3 separate regions of the Homo sapiens genome follow, and all the other regions are linked to region 2. The links are chromatin loops, found by intact Hi-C in ENCODE. Cell type or tissue: Caco-2. All regions are shown on one strand.

Region 1 (8,000 bases), 90 kb after region 2:
CACTGAGACTTTTTTAATTTAAATGCTGTCAAGCCAATATGTCCCCCACCTTGATTGAGTCAATTCATTTCAAAACTTAAACTGAGTTTATACTTTTGGCTTTACACTAATTTTAGACTATCACTGTAGCCAGTCCAAATTGTAATTCTCTAGTTCATGCCTATTCTATCATCAAACACAAAAGAACAGCAGGCTAAACCTACAAAGTGACCTTGGACAAGTCTCTTAACTTCTCTGAACAGGGCTAACCCACTGAACAACTCCAGGGGGCCCCATTCATCCCATTGTCTATGCGAATGCCTCCTCCTGAAGTTGTGTTGTGGTCTCAGCCCTGGATCTGCCATTCCTCATCTGTAAAATCAATGGGTTAGACCAAAAACCTTACTCTATGATTTGGGGTCACTTATACTTTTTGATAATTATTCCTTCTATACTTTCATCTTCTTTCCTAATAAAATTACTGATGAGCTGCAAAATACAGAGTAGGATGTGTGTCCCCCAGGTCTCATTTTGCATTCTTGGGAGGCTGCTCTAACTAGGTCAACAGTCACCCTTCACTTCCTTTAGAGCACCATAGGCCTTCAAGAGTGTGGAAGGAGCAAGCAAACTGCCACTTCCTTGTCACACTGAGCAAAATCCTTGTGAGCAATGATGTGTAACAACATGAAACATATATTCTGAAAAACCCCTGAAAAAAGACATCTGGCCGACCCTCAATGGATCTCATCCACAGAGAGAATAGAATAACTGATCTGAAAGTCACTGGTCTTGGCATTGTGATCGATTATGTGCCTTGCTCTTTTGGTTTTGTTGAGGCTGACATCCATAATAGTGAGCTGTGATTGGCTGTTACTGGAAAGACAGGAAAATGCCATGCAGCACAGTGCTGGTTCAAAATGAAACCAATAGTACTAGATTTCTTTATGTTACTAATTATGTCTCCTGAAAATGGGTAGTAAGTTGGGAAATAATTCGATAAAAGGAAACATGATAAATGTACTATTTATCAGAGTGGGCATGGTGGCTCATGCCTATAATCCCAGCACTTTGGGAGTCTGAGGTGGGTGGATCACGAGGTCAAGAGATAGAGACCATCCTGGCCAACCAACATGGTGAAACCCCATCTCTACTAAAACTACAAAAATTAGCTGAGTGTAGTGGTGCATGCCTGTAGTCCCAGCTACTTGGGAGGCTGAGGCAGGAGAATCACCTGAACCTGGGAGGCGGAGGTTGTAGAGCCGAGATCATGCCACTGCACTCCAGTCTGGGTAACAGAGTGAGACTCCATCTCAAAAAAAAAAAAGTACTATTATCTATAAGAGGCAAATTAGCATGTGCAAAAGCCCTGCCTGACATGGGGGCAGAGGTTAGTGAGTTCCAGAAACTGAAGGAAACCAAGGTGTTAAGAGCACAGTGAGCAAGGGGGAAGAGGGTGGGAGATGAGGCCAAGAGGGACCAGACCCTACATGGATGTGTCGACCACGTTAAGAAACTTGGGTTTGAACATCCTTGTCCAACAGTAGAGGAATGGGGTAGTAAATTAGGTTATTGCAGCACCACAGAATTCTACCCATCACTGATTCCCAAAGTATGTTCTAAACAGTTTTTAGTGTGACAGTTTTTCATAGTGTAAAAAGAAAACATTTCACGTAAATATTAATTTGGAGAATATGTGTCAAATCCTCATCTTTTAAAAAAGCATTTTACAATATTATAGGCTTTCAGAAATACTACAGTGAAGAAATTTGTTTACTTTTATAATTTCCCAAACTTATTTGACTTCAGTGATGTTTTATTATCCCCAAGTAATGTCAATTAAATCTCAAGAAAATAGCATTCTGTAGAATATATTTTGGTAAATATTGCTATACATTCATTATAGATGATCACATATGGGAAGCCTATAGAAAAATGAAAAACATACCATGATACAACTATATAAAAATATACATGTATGCAAAAGTTATATTTAACTCAAAAACATCTGCTGCTTAGGATGACAGATTTATCAGTGATTTATTTATTTCTTTAAGTCTTCTTTAACACTGATAATAAATCATTTTTTCAATTAAAAATTATAAATTAGTCAAAAGCAATGAGAGCCATATTTTTTTAACTTATTTGAATTTTTGCCAATTCAATCAATCCATGGGTGGCTGCACAAATTTCACTCCATTAGTGAAATTTCACATTCATTATTATGAGGAAGAAACTAGTCATCATAATACCAGTTCTAATCCCTTGCTGGCAGGTTAATCTAATTAACTTCTCTTAATTGGATGAGTTAATTTAAACTAAAATGCAATTTGATTCATACCATGTTTCACTCCAGACATCACCATAGGATACATGGAATTCTCCGAACTCTTCCAATCCCATTACTACTCAGAAAGCCATTTCAAAGAGCATTTCACAGGCAGAGATCAAAACCTTTCTAAAACGTAAGTGTTGGGGCCAGAAATTAAGTCACTGTATTTTCAGTAATTCATTCATTTATTTATTCAACAAATACTTATTGAGAGCACTAGGCAATGCCTAAGAATATAAAAATTAAAAAGAAAATCATTATCCACAATGAATTCTCAGTAGGTGATACAGACATGCAAAAAGAAATAATGGAATATGGAATAAATTCCCTTACTCTGGTGTTTATTGGCATAACATTAGTTCAGAAAAGAGAAGCCAGTTGTTCCCAGCACAGGAAGAGTGGGTCAGAAAGGCTTCAAAGAGGATGAAATGTTTGAGTAGTATCTTCAAAAATGGGTTTGCCAGGCAGATGAGATTGAGAACACATCCCAGGTACACAGAAAAGAGTGTACAGAACATAGATGTGTAACCCAGCATGAATGCCAAGTGGGACCTAGTAAGAAGGCACAAAAACCTGCTGTGAATCTATCAAATAAGATAGAAATTAACACACGACCGTAAGTTTGGATTTTAGATGGCAACAGCCATTATAAAGCAACAGAAGATTCAGCAAACTAAAGAGAAAGAGTCAAATCTCAGTTGGTTGAAGAGCAAATGAGTGTTGGCGCCGGGGGCAGTGGCTCACGCCTGTAATCCCAGCACTTTGGGAGGCTGAGGTGGGCGGATCGCTTGGGCCCAGGAGTTCAAGACCAGCCCAAGCAATATGGCGGAACCCTGTCTCTACAAAAAATACAAAAATTATCCCCGCGTAGTGGCACCCGCCTGTAAGCCCAGTTACTCGGGAGGCTGAGGCTGGAGAATCACTTGAACCCAGGAGGTGGAGGTTGCAGTGAGATTGCACCACTGCACTCCAGCCTGGGTAACAGAAGGAGACTCCATCTCAAAAAATAAATAAATAAATAAAAATAAAAGTGTCGGGAAGCATACTCAGTAGACCCAGTCATTTGTGGGGCTCAGACATTTTGGCAAGTGATAGACTTAATTCATGTAATAAGCAGGTGTTTATCATGGAATTCTGCTGTGCATGTATTAATTTAAAAAATAAATATTTGGCTGGGCGTGATGGTTCACACCTGTAATCCCAGCACTTTGGGAGGCCGAGACAGGCAGATCACTTGAGGTCAGGAGTTCGAGAGCAGTCTGGCCAACAAGGTGAAACCCCGTTTCTACTAAAAAATACAAAAATTAGCCCCGCATGGTGGCGCACGCCTTTAGTCCCAGCTACCCAAGAGGCTGAGGTGGGAGAATTGTTTCAACCTGGGAGGCGGAGGTTGCAGTGAGCCAAGATTGTGCCATTGCACTCCAGCCTAGGTGACAGAGCGAGACCCCATCTCAATCAATCAATCAATCAATCAATCACTATTTTGTAACTGAATTTCCAATGTGTAGCATCAACAGCTACACAGCTACAACTACAGTATGAGTGATTCTTATAATTTCAGCAAGTCATCCTTTCATTTTTTAAAAAACAATAGTACTCAATGGCAGGTTGCAAATAAATCTTGATATCCTCAGATTAAATGCTATATAAAAATAAAGGATAATCCACTTCAAGTACAAAGATTCCTAAAGTGCAGAGCAAAGAAGCATGTGTTCTGAAATCTTCAATGGAACAAAAGGAGAGTGGTGCAGTTCACAGCAATGCTGCTCTCGGAATGTTTGTGGTGGCATTTCCCTAAGTGTTGCAGGACATTTTGTAAGTACGTTTACTCCTGCATGAAGAGACTAGGCTGTGCTCACACTTAAAGAAAGGTAAAGGGGAACATTATAGAATGGAAGAATTACAAGGGATCTGAAGTGTCATCTATCTAACCTCTATATTTGATGGATGAAGAAGCAGAATTAGAGAGGTTAAGTGAGTCACCCATGGTTTACACAGTGAGTCAGAGCTGAAACCAAGCCTGCAACCCAAGATCCCAGCTTCTAGTCATCTGGTGTATTTGTTTTTGCTGCACCCTCCTGACCTGTCCCAAAGGCCAAAACTAAGTCAGAAACAGAGCTAGAAGTCAGTTACAAGTTGAGTCAACAATGCGGTGATGCCATTACCCCTGGGCCTGTAACTGAGGGTACTTTTTGTAGTGAACGTGGGGGAGGGAAAATCACTCTGAACACCTGTGCTGTGCATACACTCACAACTCATGGAGCAAAGTTCCTCTTCCACCATTTCATAGTCAGTCAGTCAACGAATATTTCCTGGGGGCTACTCCATGCCAAGGACAGTGCTAGGCCTTGGAGATTACACTAAACCAGACAGAGCCTCTCCGCAGAATTACATTCTGGTTGGGGAAGACAGATAATAAACAAGTCAACTAATGAATACACGAGACAGTGGTAAGTCCTAGGCAGAGAAATAAAATGTGATGATGTAATAGAATGTGACAAGAGGGAAGGTGGGCACTGCCTCATCTTGGGTGGCCAGGGGAAGCCTCCTTCTTCTTATTAGTGGCTGGTGCGGAGGGCATGCAGTCAGGCATTAGGCATGAACGTTCACATGAGAATCCATGAAAGTGGCCTAAGCCTGATGTTCAAGGGATAAGGTCAATCAGAAGTCAAGGCAGGCATATGTGTGTCTACGTGCAGGGGGATTTCTGTCCACGTGTCACCAACAGCAGCGGGGAGAGAGTGGGCGGAGGGCAGTTCAAAAGAATTTTCTGTAACAGTTTGCTGCTGTTTCCTTTGGCTTCTATTAGGCTTAGCTACTTAATATGCAATGGTTTTCACCCTGTGGCCTTCCTTCCTTCCTTGAGGCTCTAATAATATTCAATTGTCCCCCTTTTTTCCACATGACTTCTTTCTTATTTTAACTGGATACAACTGTTCATAACCATGGGATGAAGTAAAGGTGATGGAGACTACTATCAAGATCCCCATCCTAATCATAAGCATTTCTAGGACCATGACAAATGTGGGAGAGCAGTGGAAATGCTGATTCAAGGGGCCTTCCAATAAACACAAATGGACTGAATCCAAAGTGAATGCAACACCATCACAGCTTCTTAAGGGAAAACAGCAAGGGGATGTTGGAATTAATTTGAGGCCTCTGACATTGAGAGAGTTGGAAGCAATACAAAACTCAAAAAGTCAATCTGCTTTGGGAATGTTAAAAAGAAACACTTGTTTGGAAAGAATTTTTAAGTGTGCAAAACGAAGACTATTTTCAGTGGAATCTGCTCAGTGAGCCTGACCACACACTGGGGGATGAGAGATGTATCGCTGATAGTAAAAACACAGTATAAAAGATGAAAAATGGTGCACCTGTATAGGGCACTTACCATGAATGGAGCTTGCAGGACCAGAATTTGCTCTGGGTGAGTCGGTGAGTGAGTGGGGAGTGAATGTGACGGCCTAGTAATGATTGTTCACTACTGTAGACTTTAGAAACACCTACACTTAGGCAACCCTAGATTTATAAAAAAGATTTTTCTTTCTTTAATAATAAATTGACTTTACCTTACTGTAACTTTTTTCTTTGTAACTTTCATTTTTTAGCCTTTTTGACTTTTATAAAAATATTTGGTTTAAAACACAAACACATTGTACAGTTGTACAAAACATTCGTCCTTTATATCCTTATTCTATATGCTTTTTTCTGTTTTTTAATTTTTTTAATGTAAACATTTTTGTTAAAAACCAGAACACAAAAGCACACATTAGCCTTGGCCTACACAGAGTCAGGATTATCAATATCATTGTCTTCCACATCCATATCTTATCCCAAAGGAAGTCTTCAGGGGCAGTAACATGTGTGAGCCGTCATCTCCTATGATAACAACACCTTCTTCTGGATACTTCCTGAAGGACCTGCCTGAAGCTGTTTTACAATTAACTTTTTAAAATATAAGTAGAAGGAGTACACTCTAACATAACGATAAATAGTATAGTAAATACGTAAACCAGTAACAGTCATTTATTAGCATTAGTAAGTATTATGTACTGTACATAATTATAGGTGCTTTTATATGACTGGTAGCATGGTAGGTTTGTTTACACCAGCATCACCACAAACACGTGAGTAATATATTGCCCTACAATATCATGATAGCTACGACATCACTAGGTGATAGGAATTTTTCAGCTCCATTATAATCTCATGGGACCAGTGTTGTATATGAGGTCTGTTGTTGACCCAAATGTCATTATTTGGCACATGACTGTAGTTATTTTGTGTTTTGTAATGTCTTTCCCTACTCCTCCTTAGTATCTAGATGGACTTTTAATGCTTTATTTTCCTTGTCTATGTAATATTTAGGAAAATTTTGGATGGCTAGCGGGAAAAGATTATATATCGCCCTAGTTTATCTTCCTGGATAGTTTTTTCTACCACTGCATCAAGCATCAGTAGTTTCTAAAGAGGGACTCTTCTCATGACCACAATGCACTGAAAACATGCCACCCCCAAAATTCCACCATCCTGCTGCACCCATGGAAGATGAAGTGACAATGATATAATCACCCTATAACAGTGAGTTGCAAAAGCCCAGCTCTCGAGACTAGGGAAACAGAAATACATCTGAGGAAACTCCAGCTGCAGAGTTCAGTGTGCCTTCCTATTCTGAAACCTTCATTTTCCTATCCCTTGTTTTGCTGAACCAAAATTTTGACTAAATTCTCTTTTGTTTCTCTGGGAAAGCTCCTAATAATGTATTCCATATGATCACTGCCCTTGGAATGGTTAATTTTTTGCTTAAAGCTAAGGCACTTTATCTTCATAGTATTTTAAATGTGAAAGTTTTCTGTCCTTTGAAGAGATTGGAGACGTAAATTTGGAAATAGTTTTTATGGTGTGATAATAATAATATATACCTTCTGCTCACAACTCTTCACCAAGGTGAAGGAGGAAATAAAAAATATTTTAGGTCAGATTTATAGTGTTTAGATTTTAATATATTCTTTAAATATAAACATGATATTTCAGATAATCACTGAAAATTGTCTCAGTTCAACTTTTTCCACTGCAATAAAGGAAGATTTAAGATTGTACACTTATACATGTGGTAAAATATATGATATCATATGTATATAAAGTATACAGAAGTAGATAAACATCTACAGCCTAAAGATGTAAAGCCTGAGATTATATATTTTAAATTTTTATAGCTCATCTAGAAATCTAATTTTATCATCTCAGATATCCTGGCTCAAAGATATGGAATTAAGAACCACGATTTTACATGGCTACATATATTTTATAACATACATATAGTAAATTGCATGTTTTGTTTTATTAAATATAATGACATATCATGCTAACTTAATGGAGATACAGTTGATTCTCATTATTTATGGATTCTGTATTTGTGAATTCCCTTGCTCACTAAAATTTTTTTATAACCCCCAAATCAATACAGCACTTTCGTGGACATTTGCAGACATGCGCAGAGCCGCATAAAATTTGAGTCACCCAATGCACACATTCCTAGCTGAGGTCAAACAAAGCAACACACTGTGTTCTTGTTTCAGCTCTTGTAGTATAAACAAGTGTCCTTTTTGCTGTGCTACGTTTTTTGCATTTTTGTGCTTTTTTTGCTGATTTCACTGTTTAAAATGGACCCCAAGTATAGTGCTAACATTCT
Region 2 (8,000 bases):
AAAATAAACAATAAAACAGTACGAATAGATAAAATACTAGAAAAAACTATCCTGATTTTTTTTTTTTAATCCAAGTCTGGATGTAGAGAGTTCTCACAATGATCCAGGCAGCAGTTTTGAAGTTTATATCTAGTTTGTTTTAGTAAATTTTCTAAATTCCAAAAACAAAGAAAAAATTCTAGAAGTATTCAAGCAAAAACCACCTGTTTTTGTTACCTGTTGTTTTAGCCTGGGTTTCTGTAAAGACAAAGCCTGAGGCAAAGGTTTAGGTGCTATTGTTTTGGTGGGTGTAAAACAACCCCAGGGAAACAGAAGTTGGGAGAAAGGAAGAGAGCAAGGAAGAGCAAATATCCAAGGTATCCTTAGTATCAAGCATAACAGATTTCTCAAAATTTCACGGGGCCTTTTGAGCCATGGCAATTCTGTCCTGAGAAGGAAGGGAAAACATTTTACCCACTACCTCCCCACCTCGTGTTGGCCAAAAATGTGCCCCTGGTGATGTAAACTTCCATGCATTTCTGGGTGCACATACGTCATGGTGAGCAAGTCTCAAGATATCCAGTGCCTCTGTATCAACAGGGAAGCCCAGGTCCGAAGGTGAGGGATGTGGGACTGACAAGGCAAGGCATGGTCGGCTATGTCCATATGAAGTCCACTGGAGGCCACACAAAGCTGGTCGTCACAGCAGCACCTGGGGCAGGACAAATGCCAGGGGCCCCAGAGACTGGTTAGGCCTAGAGAATGGGAGGTGGCTGCTTTTCCTACAAAGGATCAAAAGTCAACTTTAGACTTATCCTCGGCAACTCTAATTTTAAATAAGCTTGGCAAAGCATGCCAACTTCATACAAGGCACTAGACACTAAAGCAATGGAGCAGCATTTCCGGAATTTAAGTGAAAAAAAGTATGACCCAAGAATTCATATAGAGTCATTGATCTTCTTGTAGAAAGACAGCAGAAAGGCATCCTCAGATGCAGAGGCTCAGAAAATCTCCTAATATCTTTCTGAATAAAGTTCCTGCAGTACACAGTCCCTAGTACACAGAAATGAAATGCAATTAAGAACCCAAGAAGAGGCCAAGTGCATTGGCTTATGACTGTAATCTCAGCACTTTGGGAGGCCGAGGCTGGTGGATCACTTGGGCCCAGAAGTTCGAGACCAGCCTGGGGAAAACGATGAAACCCAGTCTTTACAAAAAACATAAAAACTTGGCCAGGCATGGTTCCTGGGGAGGGTGAGGTGGGAGGATCACTTGAACCAAGGATGTCAAGGCTGCAGCAAGCTGTGATCACGCCACTGTGCTCCGGCCTGGATGACAGAGTGAGACCTTGTCCCAAAAAACAAGAACAAAATAAAACAAAAAAGAACTCAAGAAGAGAGAAGTTGTAACTAAAAAGGATTATCAGGAAGCATTAAAACCTGTTAAATTACAGATATATTAAGTTGGTGCAAAAGTAATCATGGTTTTTGCCATTAAAAGTAATAGCAAAAAAACGCAATTACTTTTGCACCAGCTTAATAGGTCTGAATAATCACTGCAAATCTTAACAGAAAAAAAGAAAAATATTTTATAAAGAGATACATATTGACCACTTTAAAAAATTAAATGTGGCATTTATAATCACACATTAAACTTTTAAAGTCCCACATAGCTCAGCGTTCAAAATTTGGAGTCATAAATGCTTATTTTTATTCTTGATTTTTATATTTCAAAAAAGATGAGCTTTATGAGTTAGGGTTTTCTTTATTTAAGGTATATATTTGTAGATTGAAAATCAGGATGTTTACAGAGAGGCAAATGCAAAGCAAGTAGTATATACAGCACAAATCAGAATAAAAGGGAAATATAGACACGAAAGTGTAAGTTAAGATGCCTGAAAGAAAAATTAATTTAAAGTGCTGGGAATAAATATAAATGAATCAAATGGCTGTACTAAAAAAGAAAAAGGCTTTCAGACTGAATAAAAAACAATGAGCTATCTATAAGAGATTTGACACATTGTTTTTTAAGTTTGGCAAAAATATATCAGACAAATGTAATATACAATTCAAAACAAATTACATTCAACTTTAAAAAGCCAATTTTTAAAAATTGATAATGGTACCAGTCATAATAAAAATTTTACAATTAACAACTTTTATACATCTAAGAATAAAGCACCAATAGAGAAACCTGACTCCAAGCTCAGAGACACCAGTACCAGCCAGACAGCACCTCACCATCACCCAGACACATTAATATCACTGATGGTCTTATTCTATAGGTAAGGAAACCAAGACTGAAGAAAGTTAAGTGATCTGCCCAGAGTCATCTAAATAATTACTGAAAAAGTTCAGAACCTCCTATCAGGTCCTCTGAGGGAAAATCCTATTCACTATACACCTAATTTTGTGTCATCCACCAACACCTTGTTTCCATCCCAATGGGTGTGGTGGTCATTAGGGCTTTTCACAAACATGGCATTTCTCTCCTTGCAGGCACACTGCCGCCTTGCACACCCATTCACTTGAGGTGTGTATGGTTGTGCATCCATATGGGCTTCCTCACCATCTCTTTTCACATGGCCTTGGCAGCCAACGATGTTCCAAATAATGACTGCAATAATAACCCAAAGCAAAGACCCCACCCATCCAGCCCCCATCATCTCAAGATGAACAAGTAGTGTGAGAGAAATCAATATTTATTGTTTTAAACCACTAAATTGGCAGTGGGGATGGGGTGGGGGGTCTTCAATACTACAACATTATCTACATCTATTCTGACTGATTCATCATTAATAATTTTTTTCTCTAAGACAAGGCCAAGGACAAATGCATGCCAGCATTTCACGGGAAATATTTCACAGGCCAAAAGCCATTATTCAGTCATTTGTGGCTTTAGCCATTTAACCAGTTACTAATCCCCCTAATTGTACTATTGATAGACCAAAAGCCTATCAAGAGAGACTCTATCAAAGACTTACTGAAATCCAAAGATATGTCTATTGCATTTATTTATCAGATGAGCCATAATGCCAAAGAAGAGATGAAGTTAGTGCAGAATGACTTCTTTATCAGCAATCCACACAAATTCCTGGTGACCACTGCTTGCTTTCCTAAATGTTCACAGATCCTTTTCTTTAGAAATCTACCCTAGGAGGTAAGGAAAGGTAATATTTGATCTGAATCTTAAGAGACAAATACAATTTTCACGGGCAGAAATTGAGGGGAAAGGATATTTCAGGTTGAATAACAGAATGAACAAAATTTAGGTGGAATAAAGTACATGGCTTTGAGTTAACCAACCCTTTGCATCCATTTTAGCCCATGATGCAAAGGTGGGCTAAATGGCGACAGTGACTTCATAATGTGTAAAGATTGTTAATGCACGCAAAGGGCTTTGGAAACAAAAAGTGAGCTGGACTGAGAAAATTGCATGTTTTAGCCTTTGGCATCTTGTAATAACTGATATATTACTTTATCTTTAAATGAACCTAGAAGAATTTTAAGTATATAATTACATATTAACCTAAGCACCCCCCACAAAATTGCTTCCTAAAGGAATAATAAATTTTCAGTGACAAAATTTAATTAAAAACTCACTCTTAAGATTATAGGCAGATAAATAAAAGACCTTTAAAAGTGTTACACTTGCTGGGCGCGGTGGCTCACACCTGTAATCCCAGCACTTTGGGAGGCCAAGGCAGGCGGATCACTTGAGGTCAGGAGTTTGAGACCAGCCTAGCCAACATGGTAAAACCCCATCTCTGCTAAAAATACCAAAAAATTAGCTGGGCGTGGTGGTGGGTGCCTGTAATCCCAGCTACTCCACAGGCTGAGGAAGGAGAATTGCTTGAACCTGGGAGGCAAGGATGCAGTGAGCAAAGGTCATTCCATTTGCACTCCAGCCCTCCAGCCTGGACAATAAGAGCGAAACTCCATCTCAAAAAAAAAAAGGTGTTACACTTGAGGAATGAATTCTTCTTGCTAAGCTTTTTTTCCTAAAGCGAATTTGTTTCCCATAGGCTCGGTGACTAAATTCAGAGACTTCATGACAAAAATAATAGAAAGTGTCTGCACAGTCATTATGGGCCCTCCCTGGCTAAGTAAGAGAAGGCATACCTCGCCTTTATGCTGTCATCCCAGAGGTCAAAGGTCTTCTGTCTAGTGCACAAAGCTGGAAATTTCCAAATAATCTAAGAAAACATTCAAACAGTTTCAGACAGTTTTTTCCATTATTTACAATGCCGCCCATGATAAGATGGAAATTTTCTGAGGGTGGCGTGATAAGCTTCATGTAAGCAAGACACAGCTAATGGCTTGAAGCGTGGAATTCCAGGGCTTCCTGAACAGGCTGTTTTAGTACAATCTTCCGTTGACAGGGTTAAGCTGCTTATAGATTCCTTAGATAACATTGCAAGGCAGACAGCAGAATAGAAACCCAACTCTAATGACTCAAGACAAAAATGACAGAAAATAGCAAACTAAATACCAAAGAGCAAGGAGCTTCTGAAAGGCGAGACATTTCTCTTTCTATATCCTTCCATTTTTCTGCCTCCACTAAAGATGAAAATGGCAACAAGCTATACTGTTTTTGGTAAATTACTGGCCACACAGTCGGGTGAGCATTGTTAGACTGAATGAGCCAAACCCTAGATTTTACCAAAATTGCCAATGGATTTGAACCACGGGTTTGAGCTTCCAACAGCTGTAGTTAGTTGGCTACATGGCCATCATATTCGAGCGTGTCTGCTCATGGTCACAAGACAGGAGGCCACAAGGATGGTGCCACTGAGCCACGCCTGGAAGGCGAGAGAGCTGTGTGCGAGCTCCATGCTTGCTGTCGGCTGCCCTTACTCAAACTGCCTCTCCTCTGGGCATCAGAAACCCCTCTACAAAGCTGGCCAAGAGGCAGGCAGGGGCTCATCCTGATATCTAGTCCTCACTAGCTCAAATTTTATAAAAACAGGAAACAAAAATCCTAGAAAAGTGCAAGTTCCTATTTTCACAAGATTTCTCAGGCTATTTTACAGTTTCGAAACACTAAGCTGGTGTCTAAAACTACAAGAACACAGAAGTGTTAAAACTGCCAGACACTTGAAAGATCATCTAGTTCAGAAAGTCCTTATACAAATAAGGAAGTAGAGGCCCTCAGAGGGGAGGTAACTAGTAAAGATCATGGTGCTGGTGGTGGAGCCAGGCTTCAGATTTCCAATCCAGATCTTTTTTTCTCTATGCTATGCTGTGTCCTTTGTTTTTTGTTTTGTTTTGTTTTGTTTTGTTTTGTTTTGTTTTGTTTTGTTTTGTTGAGACAGAGTCTTACTCTGTCGCCCAGGCTGGTGTGCAATGGCATGATTTTGGCTCATTGCAACCTCCACCTCCCGGGTTCAAGAGATTCTGCTGCCTCAGCCTCCTGAGTAGCTGGGATTACAGGTGCCCCCCACTACACCCAGCTAATTTTTGTATTTTTGGTAGAGATGGGGTTTCACCATGTTGGCTAGGCTGGTCTCAATCTCCTGACCTCAGGTGATCCACCCACCTCGGCCTCCCAAAGGGCTGGGATTACAGGCATGAGCCTGGCCCTCCTTTGAGGATCAAGGGGAAGTGGAAAAATTCTACCATCTAAATATCTCCTGAATGTATTCCTCTCTAGCTCAAATGATACTACCTTCCACATTTTTTTTTTTTTTTGAGACAGGGTCTCACTTTCTCACCCAGGCTGGAATAAAGTGGCATGACCATAGCTCACAGCAGTCTCGACCTCTTAGGTTCAAGTGATCCTCTTGCCTCAACCTACCAAGTAGCTGGAACTATAGGCACCCAACTAATTTTTTGTATTTTTTGTAGAGAAGGGGTCTCACTATGGTGCCCAGGCTGGTCTCAAACTCCTGGTGTCAAGCAATCTTCCTGCCTTGGCCTCCCAAAGTGCTGGGATTACAGATGTAAGCCATCATGCCCAGCCCACACTTGTTAAATGCTGCTAAGTGTAACTTGCTTTTTTCCCTAATGGATTGCCAGGACTCAAATCTCATCTACTCCAATTCTCTTCTCCACTATTTTTAGTAAACTGAAGTAATGTACCTAAATTTCCCAATGTCAATATGGCCCACATCACTTTCTTACTTAAACCCCTGTAATGATTTCTCATTTTTTATTATGTAAAATTAAGTTTCTCATCATGGCCTGAAAATTGCATGATCTGGCCATGCCTAACTAACACCTTCCCTACCATGTATGCTGAGCTCCTGCTGCAGGCATTCCTTGCACATCATGGTTTTGGTTTCTTCCCTCTGTACCCTTTCATGTCATGGGTCCCTTATCTGGAAGATTCTTCTCCCTTTTGTTTGACTGGGTAATATTTATTCCTCTTTCAAAACATGGTTTAATGAATATTCATCCCAGTGACCAATGACTATTGAGATCTAACTATTAGGCAAACTTCTAGTAACCACACATCATGTCCCCAAGTGCCGTATTTATTAGGCACTGCACCAGGTTGCTGAAGTATCTTATGGGCACCATATTAAAAATTCATCTAGCTTTCAAACACATAGACAAAATATCTGATTAATAGGATAGGGACTTTCTGAGCATATAAAAGCTAGAAATCAAAAAGAAAAGACAAGTAGATCTAATTACATACAAATTAGAAACTTCTGTTAAATAACTCGGAAAACTTTGCATATGACAAATTATTGGCATCCTTAATAAATAAAAAGTTTTTATGAAACAAGTACTAAAAACCATAATAAAGAAACGAGCAAAGAACATAAACTGAGATTCATTAAAAAAGTACTAATTACTAATAACTGTATAAAAAAGAATTTAATTAGCTACTCAGGAGGCTGAGGTAGGAGAATCGCTTGAATCTGGGCAGCGGAGGTTGCAGTAAGCCGAGATTGCGCCACTGCACTCCAGCCTGGTGACAGAGAGAGACTGTCTCAAAGAAAAAAAAAAAAGAATTTAATTCCACTAGTAGACCAGAATAGAAATAAAAAGAAGATAATATTTTTCAACCATCTAATTAACAATAATCATATTCAGCAATGACAGGGTAACCAATAAAATAATCACTCTCGTACTTTGCTAATGGGAGCTAGATTTATATTACCTATTTGGAAAGCAATTTTGCAATACATATCACAAGCCTTAAAATTTCACTCCCTTTGACCCTGTTATTTTTCTTCTCAAAATCTAGCCTAAGAAAATTGTCATAAACAATCGACAAATGGGATCTAATTAAACTAAAGAGCTTCTGCACAGCAAAAGAAACTACCATCAGAGTGAACAGGCAACCTACAAAATGGGAGAAAATTTTCACAACCTACTCATCTGACAAAGGGCTAATATCCAGAATCTACAATGAACTCAAACAAATTTACAAGAAAAAAACAAAAACCCCATCAAAAAGTGGGCAAAGGACGTGAACAGACACTTCTCAAAAGAAGACATTTATGCAGCCAAAAGACACATGAAAAAATGCTCACCATCACTGGCCATCAGAGAAATGCAAATCAAAACCACAGTGAGATACCATCTCACACCAGTTAGAATGGCAATCATTAAAAAGTCAGGAAACAACAGGTGCTGGAGAGGATGTGGAGAAATAGGAACACTTTTACACTGTTGGTGGGACTGTAAACTAGTTCAACCTTTGTGGAAGTCAGTGTGGCGATTCCTCAGGGATCTAGAACTAGAAATACCATTTGACCCAGCCATCCCATTACTGGGCATATACCCAAAGGACTATAAATCATGCTGCTATAAAGACACATGCACACGTATGTTTATTGCGGCACTATTCACAATAGCAAAGACTTGGAACCAACCCAAATGTCCAACAATGATAGACTGGATTAAGAAAATGTGGCACATATACACCATGGAATACTATGCAGCCATAAAAAATGATGAGTTCATGTCCTTTGTAGGGACATGAATGAAATTGGAAATCATCATTCTCAGTAAACTATCACAAGAACAAAAAACCAAACACCGCATATTCTCACTCATAGGTGGGAA
Region 3 (8,000 bases), 52 kb before region 2:
GCTCCCCTCTCTGGCACTCTTCTTTTAGAGGTTTCCTCTCACTTTCTTCTGGCTCTGGCTGCTCTCAACTTTTTCTTCTAGTTCGTCAGGCCAGAAAGACTATGGGCATTGTCTAAGGCCTGCTCTTAAGCTAAAAACCATAAATAGGGGAAGACACACCTTGTCTTATCCTTTCACACATGTGCCAACTAATCCCCATAATCTGCTTACAGTTACTCACCTTCAGATAGTTGTTCTTTGTATTGTTTATCTGTGGTCAGTCTGGTAGCAATTTAGCCATCCCAGAAGTGAAAATAAGTATGCACATTTTAAAGTAACAATTAGGCATAAGACATTTAAGTGTGTGAGTTAACTTTTTGTGTTCATTTTTCCACAATAAGAAGACTTAGAGGAGCAAAAGAACACAAGACAGCTTGGAAGTGGAGAATAAGTTTCTGGAAATTGAGAAAACACAGAAAAGGAGGTAGAGGCACCACGACAGCATAATTATGGGCTGAGTTGATTCTCGGTCCAGTCTGGCAAGAGTGATGAAGGTTACTGGTAAACATGTGGAGAGCCACATGCTGTGCTCCATACCTGCTCTTTGTCCCCCAGCCCCACTCTCCACTCTCACCTGCTGTCTGCCCTGGAGGCCAATCTATATGAAAACTGTGTCAAGGGTTCCCTTTTCCTCTGGCTTCCATTTGCATTCAACCAGTGGAGAATACCTGCAGGAGATTAAAGGGAGGGAGGAAAGTGAGGTCAGGATATTTTTCCCCCAAGATCTCTCCCTGGTAGGTTTCTGTGACTTGATTGCATTCCTCCACCAAAGGCCACATTAACTATCAGGCAGCCCTCTCAAAAACCTCTCTAGGTGCTGGTAAACACTCCTTTCCTTCCACCCTTCTGGCTTAGTGTTGGTAATGGCCCTCTACTGGGGCGCTGCAACATCCCTTGTTGCTTTTCCTAAATCCTGCGCACACTTTTGTAAACAGTTCCTTTATTAAACTCTTCCCAGCATGAGCGCACCATCTGTTTCCTGCCAGGATCCTGATGGATAGAGCACGCTCAGAAAAACAACTTTAACAGGGCCTTAGAAACAGGATGGTAAAATATCAGCCCACTGTCAAGGAGGGGAGAACACATTAAATACCTCCAAAATAATAACTCATAAGCTTTATTCACATGTATTGCCTAATTTAATGCATTTAACAACACTCAGATTACATAGGTAATGATATCATTTCCATTTAAAGTTGAGAAAATTGAGACTCTAAAGCAGGTGGGCCACTGGGATTCCCTGACCTTCTTTAGGCTATAAATCCTCTTATCTCCCCACTACCCCTAACCCATTTCATTCAGACAACACACACCACCAACGCTGAAATGTAGAGCTCTCCAACTTCTGGGGCAGCCAGGACATTTTTAAAGTCCTTGAAGCCCAGGAAGGGTGTGGTCATCCCAACTTTGCTCTGCTTCTGTTAAAATCCAAATGCTAGAAAAATAGTCCGTGGTAAATTCAGCCAGTTTGGAGACCTGAGCATATTGTTCAGAGACCCCTCTTGCATTTATTTTAAAGAAACTATTTTTAAAAACTAAAATGCAATATGGGAGTTGTAGTGTGTACAGCTCACTGAAGTATTCCTTAAACATCACTCCAGGGCTCCACAGGAGTTCCCAAGCTTCAGGTTGTGAAACTCATGATACAGAATTTAAGTCAGCAGAATAGATTAAGACCTCAGGCTCTGGGAATGGGCAGATCTGAGTTCCTTTACAACATTTGCTAGCAGCCATATTCTAGGCAAGCTGCAGAATTTTTCTTATCTTCAGTTTTCTCATCTGTAAAATGGAGATAATAATAATACCTACATCATAATGTTAAATAAATTAAATAAGCTCAGTCATTTTAAGTGCTTAATACAGAGCCTGGCTCACTATAATCACTCAATAAAATACAGCCAACATTAATATTCAGATTCAAATTCACAGCAAAGATTCATCTTATTATAATATGGCATGTAAATATTAAAAGAAAAATGTCTTTAAATCCTTCTGGACACATATTAAAGCTTCCCAATTGGGAATTTACAAAGAAATAGCCTTAAGAGTATCCAACATTGCTCCCATTTCCATTTCAATAAAAGACTCCAGAAGTTGCTGGTCCTCTAAATAAGCCTTGTCATTTCCTTAAGTAAACTTTCCATACCACTGGGTATAAAATGTAACAGAAAGCTATGTGCTCAATTTATTTTATAGTTTCTTACTTATTGTTTTCCATTTCCTGTTTCAAAGCTGTAAACGTTCCTTAAACTGCAGCTAAAATTACTATTGCCATTGAATTACCTAATTTCTTAGTGTAGAGTCTGGATTGGAGGGCACTCCACCCCCAGTGGGCTACAAGCGGCATGTTGCTAAGCAAGGGCTGTGCAGTTCACTCTTGCACGTGGTTCTGACTTTGCCATTTGATGCAGGTGGGTTCTTTCTGCAAATTGCTCATTAGAAAATCTGGATCCAGATTTTAACCATGGAAGTTATTCTAGAAATATTTAAGGACTGATTGATCCACCAGAAATGGGAACATTTTTACCATATTTGGTCATCGTTCACAGGGAGACCAGAGTTCTCCCTTGTAAAGGCTTTCAACCTATTAAATATTTTATCTCCAAATTCCAGTGAGTCTTTGGAAAAACCTCCAATCTATCCTTCCCCCTTCAGTCAAGGCCAGGATCATGGAGCCCTGCCCTCTAAGATTGACCCATGGAAAGCTCAGGGAAGCGTACTCCTCAGACATCAGTGTCCAGGCACAAGCAAGGCCTTCTGGGGACATCATTCCGTGGAGCTGGGTGCAAGGCCAATGTCTAATCTATTCCAAGAATCAGAACCTAGTTAATGTCTCTCACACACTCCTCTAGAAATGACCATAAAGTTAATGCCATAATCAAATATTTGGGTTTTTTGTTTATTGGTTTGTTTTGTGCCTCCTTCATAATCAATCTCTATTCTGAAAAATGAGAAGTAAACTGCAGCTGTTGGGATTTTCTGCAGATGGTCTCGAGATGGACAGCAAGGTCCCCAACATAAGACTCTATACACTTATGATAATTTTTGTCAGCCATAAACAGATATAATCTCAACCACAATGACTTTAGGCATCCCAAGGCTTCAATCAAATAAGTTTAGATGTCCAAGTATTCAATTTTTATTTAAAATATCACCAGAACTTCAGTGACTCTGAAAACCAATCTTTCATTTTTCCTTAATGGTACCACTGGCTGATCAGACAGACAGGACTCCTGATATTCTAAGTATAAAGGTTATTAAACTGTTAGGCAAACTGTCTTCAGCGAAAAACAGGTTTCAGTTTTCAGTAACCCAAAATAGCATACCACCGTGGCCACTGTGATCTTAGGTAGATCCACCACCGGTGAGGGAATCACTAAAAAAAATGGAAGCTACAGAGTAGTGTTGCCTCAAGCCCTGTGAGCCACCAAGCCTTGATGCCAGAAAGTCTGGATATCATGCAAAGTAGCTGGAAAGCAGGCTACCTGTTGCATGGTGGTGAACTGACGGCATCATCAGGCATTCTGCCCTCCCCACCACAATCTAAATATCAGCAGATGAAATAAACTCGGCGCCAGTGCTGAAGTGGCTCCAACTGTCTCCATCATCAGACACACCCCCTGGCCCTGGCCACTGGGAGGTGCCCCAGAGACAGCAGGTGGGGCTTCTGCTCTCTAAATACAGGAGGCCCTTTCAGCTTCTGCTCTAAGCTCCTTTTAAACCACCACTGGAGATTGGAAAAATCAAAACTTCACAGCAGTGATAAGAGCACTGAAAAGAAGCAGATTTCCTGAGTCTTGAAAGGAAGGGGAATTGGAAGATAATATTTTTCTCACTGCTGTGCCTGTGTTTTCTTAGGCCCAGCTAAATCCAAGGCGGTCTCTCCCAGGCCTAGGCTCTCCGGAGGACTGCGCGCAGGCAGCTGCCGAGGGAACAAGGGAACTTGCTGCCCAAAATGTGTAGCTGCGAGTCCAAGAAAAGGACACAAAATCCTCAGGAAGAAGGTGTGTAATATTTTTGTTGAATCAAATCGTGATTGTGTAAGGGGAAAAAAGACACACATAAAAGGCTATTTAGCGTTTGGCAAAAAGGGGGAAAAAAGAGCTTTCTGTGTTCAGTACAAACTCACTTCAAGGGAGCTGTAGATCAAATTACCAGCCTGTGACATGTGGAGATTGGCTGAGCAGCGGGCTGACAGTAACTCAAATTCCAAAGCTTCTGGACTGTTCCCGAGCCCATAAACTACACAGAAAATGATCCTGTTTGCTGAATTATTTTCAGTTGCAACAGCTGCTGTAACAACTCAGAGAATTTTAATATGTATATACAGGGCTGATGAGTAACCACTTCAAATATTCTGCAATGGGGTCTCATCTTCCCTTTCAATCCTTTTAGGTGGAGGTGCTAGAGCTGCTGTGAGGGGCCCAGAAAAATGAATGGGCATGGGTGCATGTTCAGGGGTTCACACAAGGAGTAGAATTAGAACTGGAATTCTGAGGGGAAGATCCACAGGAGGAAAAGAAATGTATCTTTTCACAATAAACATATACGTATGCATGACTTTTATAATTCAAAAAGTGAATTTTTTAAAAAATCTGGATAAACCCCATATATCATCATGATTAAGAAAGTATCCAATAAAAAAGGTTCGGAAATTAATTTGAATTTAACAAGTGAGTTTGCAATTTAATTTACTAAGAGGTGAGTATATGAGTGGCATTACAGAGTCTACAGACAAGGTTTGGTTGGCACCTGTGTTTATGGACCTCTTGTAATAAATCAAGGGAACATGGGGATGAGGCCCAGGCTGTACTGGAGCAGGGATTGCAATTGCCAGACAGTCCAGGTAAGGACTTATTTATTCATTTGGGCTGGCACAGGGCTTTAAAGCATTGGAATCTGAATGTCTTTAAGTGGGAATGCACCCTTCATTGTGACAGCAACCACCACACGTCTTTATTCTACATCCTGGATTTGCACATCCACATGCATGGTCCCTAAGGCATTTGAGTTTCCAACACCTGCTGTCCAACCCCATCACTTCCATTTCTGATCAGGAAGTCAAACGTCAGGATATCAGTGAGTGAGAAAGGAGAAAACTGTGTTGGAAAGTAAATGAAACAAATTAACAGAATAACAAAATTGATAAGCACCATTCTAGCAGTATATCAGTTTGTTGGGGCTGCCCTTAACAAAGTATCACAACTGGGTGACTTAAACAACAGAAATGTATTTTCTTGCAATTCTGGAGGCTGGAAGTCCAAGATCAAGGTGTTGACTGGCAGGGTTGGTTTCCTCTGAGCCTGTGTCCTTGACTTACAGATGATTGACTTCTCTGCATGTCTTCACATGGTCTTTCCTTTATGCATGCATATCTGTGTCCTAATCTCCTCTTCCTGTAAGGACTTCAGTCATATTGGATTAGGGCCCACCCATATGACCCCCTTTTCCCTTCATTACCTTTTTAAAGGCCCTATCTCTAAATATAGTCACATTTTGAGGTATTGGGGGATAGGACTTCAACGTACAAATGGTCAGTAGGTTACTATTCAAAGAAGAAAAAGTTGTCTATACTCTCTCTCTCTCTATATATATATATAAATATATAATCAATATTGGCCCACAAAAACATTCCCCCTACAAAACCTTCTTTAGCCAAACCAACCCATAATTAATCATAATACAGAGATTCACAAACTCTTCCATTTATACTCCTGGGAGTCTTAGAGGATGTCTCAAAACAGCCTTCAATAAGCATAAAATTCCTTTGGCATCTCCCTTTTGCAGGCTATTCCAAAATATACCCATGTTTATTTTAATATAAAAGTAACTTCCCTCAAGTCTACTCACACTTTAGGAAATTGCACTATGTTCTGCTTGTGGCTTTGTGTTCTTTTTGACAAACCATATCTAGGCCTAGGGGTAACCACTAAGCCCCATTCCCCTCTCTGCAGCAGGGGTGGAGAGAGGGGATCTCCTGTTGTCTTCCTGCCTCAGAGCCACACCTGTCCTGGGCCATTAGAAATTTCTCCTGCAGATCTCCTGCCATTGCACTTGGTATTTCTGTTATTGTTGTTGTTTTCATGAGAATTTCAATGGCAAGATGGAAAAGGGCAAATCTCTCCATTTTAGATTATCACGTAATTTATGAGAGGACTATGAGTTTAATGTTAATATGAGTTTTTTTGGGAACCAACAGTGAAGGTGTGAGGTATCTGATAAGGGGGCTAGGCAGGTGACCAGAGAGAACACAAGCTCTGCAACTTCAATCTCATCATCTTGGCCAATATATACAGGCTGTTCCTTTCCCCAGCCAGCATCCAGGACCAGAGGCATTACCTGGTTTTATAAAATAGTAAACGCATAAATTTTATAAAGCAGTAAACAATAAAAATATAAAATAGGAACTAAAAAGTTATGACAAAAATACAGAAAAACAGATAATAATATAAATAATACTCAAGTTAAGACCAAAAATTGAAAAACAGATAATAAAGATAAAAATTGTTTTGTTTTTGTGTTTTTTTTTGTATTTTCTAACTTTTACCATGAAAATGTTCAAACCAACAAAAAAGTTGAATAGTGAAATCAATGCCTATATATCTTTCAATTCAATAATCGTTAATATTTTACCTCATTTACTTTCTCCATCTCTCTCATGAATGGCCTAAGGATAAGGATATTCTCCTACATAACCCTGATACCATTACCACACCTAAGAAAGTGAACCATTATTCCAGTTCATATTCAAATCTCCACAATTGTCCTAAGAATATCTTTGCTTGCTGTGTTTTGTTTTGTTTTGTTTTGTTTTTGTACCAGCATCTAATTCAGGTTCCGAAGTTGCTTGTGGTTAATTCTTGTTCCCTTTTACTCTAGGATGGTCTCACCCTATCTTTTGCTCCCCCCATACCATTGCCTCTCTTTGGAGAGAATGTGTCCCTATGCTATTGTGTAACTTTTTCTATATCCCCTATATATAGGAAAAAAAGAACTTTTTAAAAGTGGATTAAAAAAATGAAAAATGTTAACCCTAAGGCAGCATTAAAGAAAATAATTATTAAATGTAATTAAGCAAGTAGAATACAAAAATAAGAAAAAGAATTGAAAATATTGGACAATACAACTTATCTTAGAAATAATTTTTAGCAATAAAAATTTCAGAATGATAAATTTAAAAGGAACTAAAACTTTGGGTATAAAACTGGATAACATAAGAATGAAAATCTAATTTAATAAAAGGAAAAGGTCTAAGAACATGTATATTTATAAAAGGGGGATAATAATAGGCCTACATGTATTAACATAAGGTGAGTGTTTAGAGCAGTGCCTGGTACATTCTGATGGCTATGTAACTGTTTTCTATGATTGTCATCATCATCATCACCACCAGATAAAATGGATATTGAAAAGCAAAAGTTACAACAGGAAACCTAAAGTATTTATGAGGAAATAAAGAGAAGATAATATTATAATGAGCAAGAATAAAAATCCCCAGTCAGTAAAACACTTCCATTGAACCCCCACGCAATTCACAACATTGTCATTCAGGAGACGAAAAGGGGGCAAATACCCTGGAAAAGTCCACCAGCCTCCTGGTGACAGGTAAGGGTCTGGGAATTTGCACCTGTGTCCATACACTTCTGTGTACCTATCACAAATGACAGCAACTGTTTTAGAGCAAAGGACACATCACCACATGAACATCTCGGAAATGACAGAGGCTGGGTCACTTATGAGGGCCTCCCACACCAGCACAAATTCTGCACCACCCACCCACAGTTGCTGCCATGCCAGCCCAGGAAGAGTCCCAGCCACTAGAAGAGAAGGAAGACATGCATCTGCACTCCTGCACACCTAGAGGCTGCTTCCCGCAACTAAGTAAGCATTCTCTTGGAAAAAAAAAAAAATAGAATGTGGAGATCTAAGACATTCAACTTTTTGAGGCTTTCCCCAAGTTT

Evidence for each region. A loop is a pair of places that touch in the nucleus more often than their neighbours do. Peaks named below come from ENCODE experiments on the same cell type or tissue, not always from the same donor. Only the 100,000 strongest peaks of a DNase experiment are listed, where the experiment ranks them.
Region 1: a loop joins it to region 2, with 6 times the contacts of the local background. A loop is called at or near these places in 2 of 110 quality-filtered maps.
Region 3: a loop joins it to region 2, with 3 times the contacts of the local background. A loop is called at or near these places in 2 of 110 quality-filtered maps.

The regions. Positions count from the first base shown.
Region 1 is chr13:50,241,589-50,249,588 of GRCh38, reverse strand. All of the region lies in intron 2 of DLEU1 (deleted in lymphocytic leukemia 1), which reads right to left. Among named protein-coding and RNA genes, the nearest start is that of DLEU2, 120 kb to the right of the region's middle. RefSeq lists enhancers at 19-534, 4,173-5,372. In Caco-2, no CTCF peak of the experiment used is centred here; a DNase peak (open chromatin) is centred at 4,418.
Region 2 is chr13:50,331,367-50,339,366 of GRCh38, reverse strand. The region is part of intron 2 of DLEU1 (deleted in lymphocytic leukemia 1); the gene reads right to left. Among named protein-coding and RNA genes, the nearest start is that of DLEU1-AS1, 190 kb to the left of the region's middle. In Caco-2, no CTCF peak of the experiment used is centred here; DNase peaks (open chromatin) are centred at 3,836, 4,276 and 4,778.
Region 3 is chr13:50,382,905-50,390,904 of GRCh38, reverse strand. It overlaps DLEU1 (deleted in lymphocytic leukemia 1), which reads right to left. Exons shown (of 7, transcript NR_109974.1): 3 at 614-707. Among named protein-coding and RNA genes, the nearest start is that of DLEU1-AS1, 140 kb to the left of the region's middle. In Caco-2, no CTCF peak of the experiment used is centred here; a DNase peak (open chromatin) is centred at 3,664.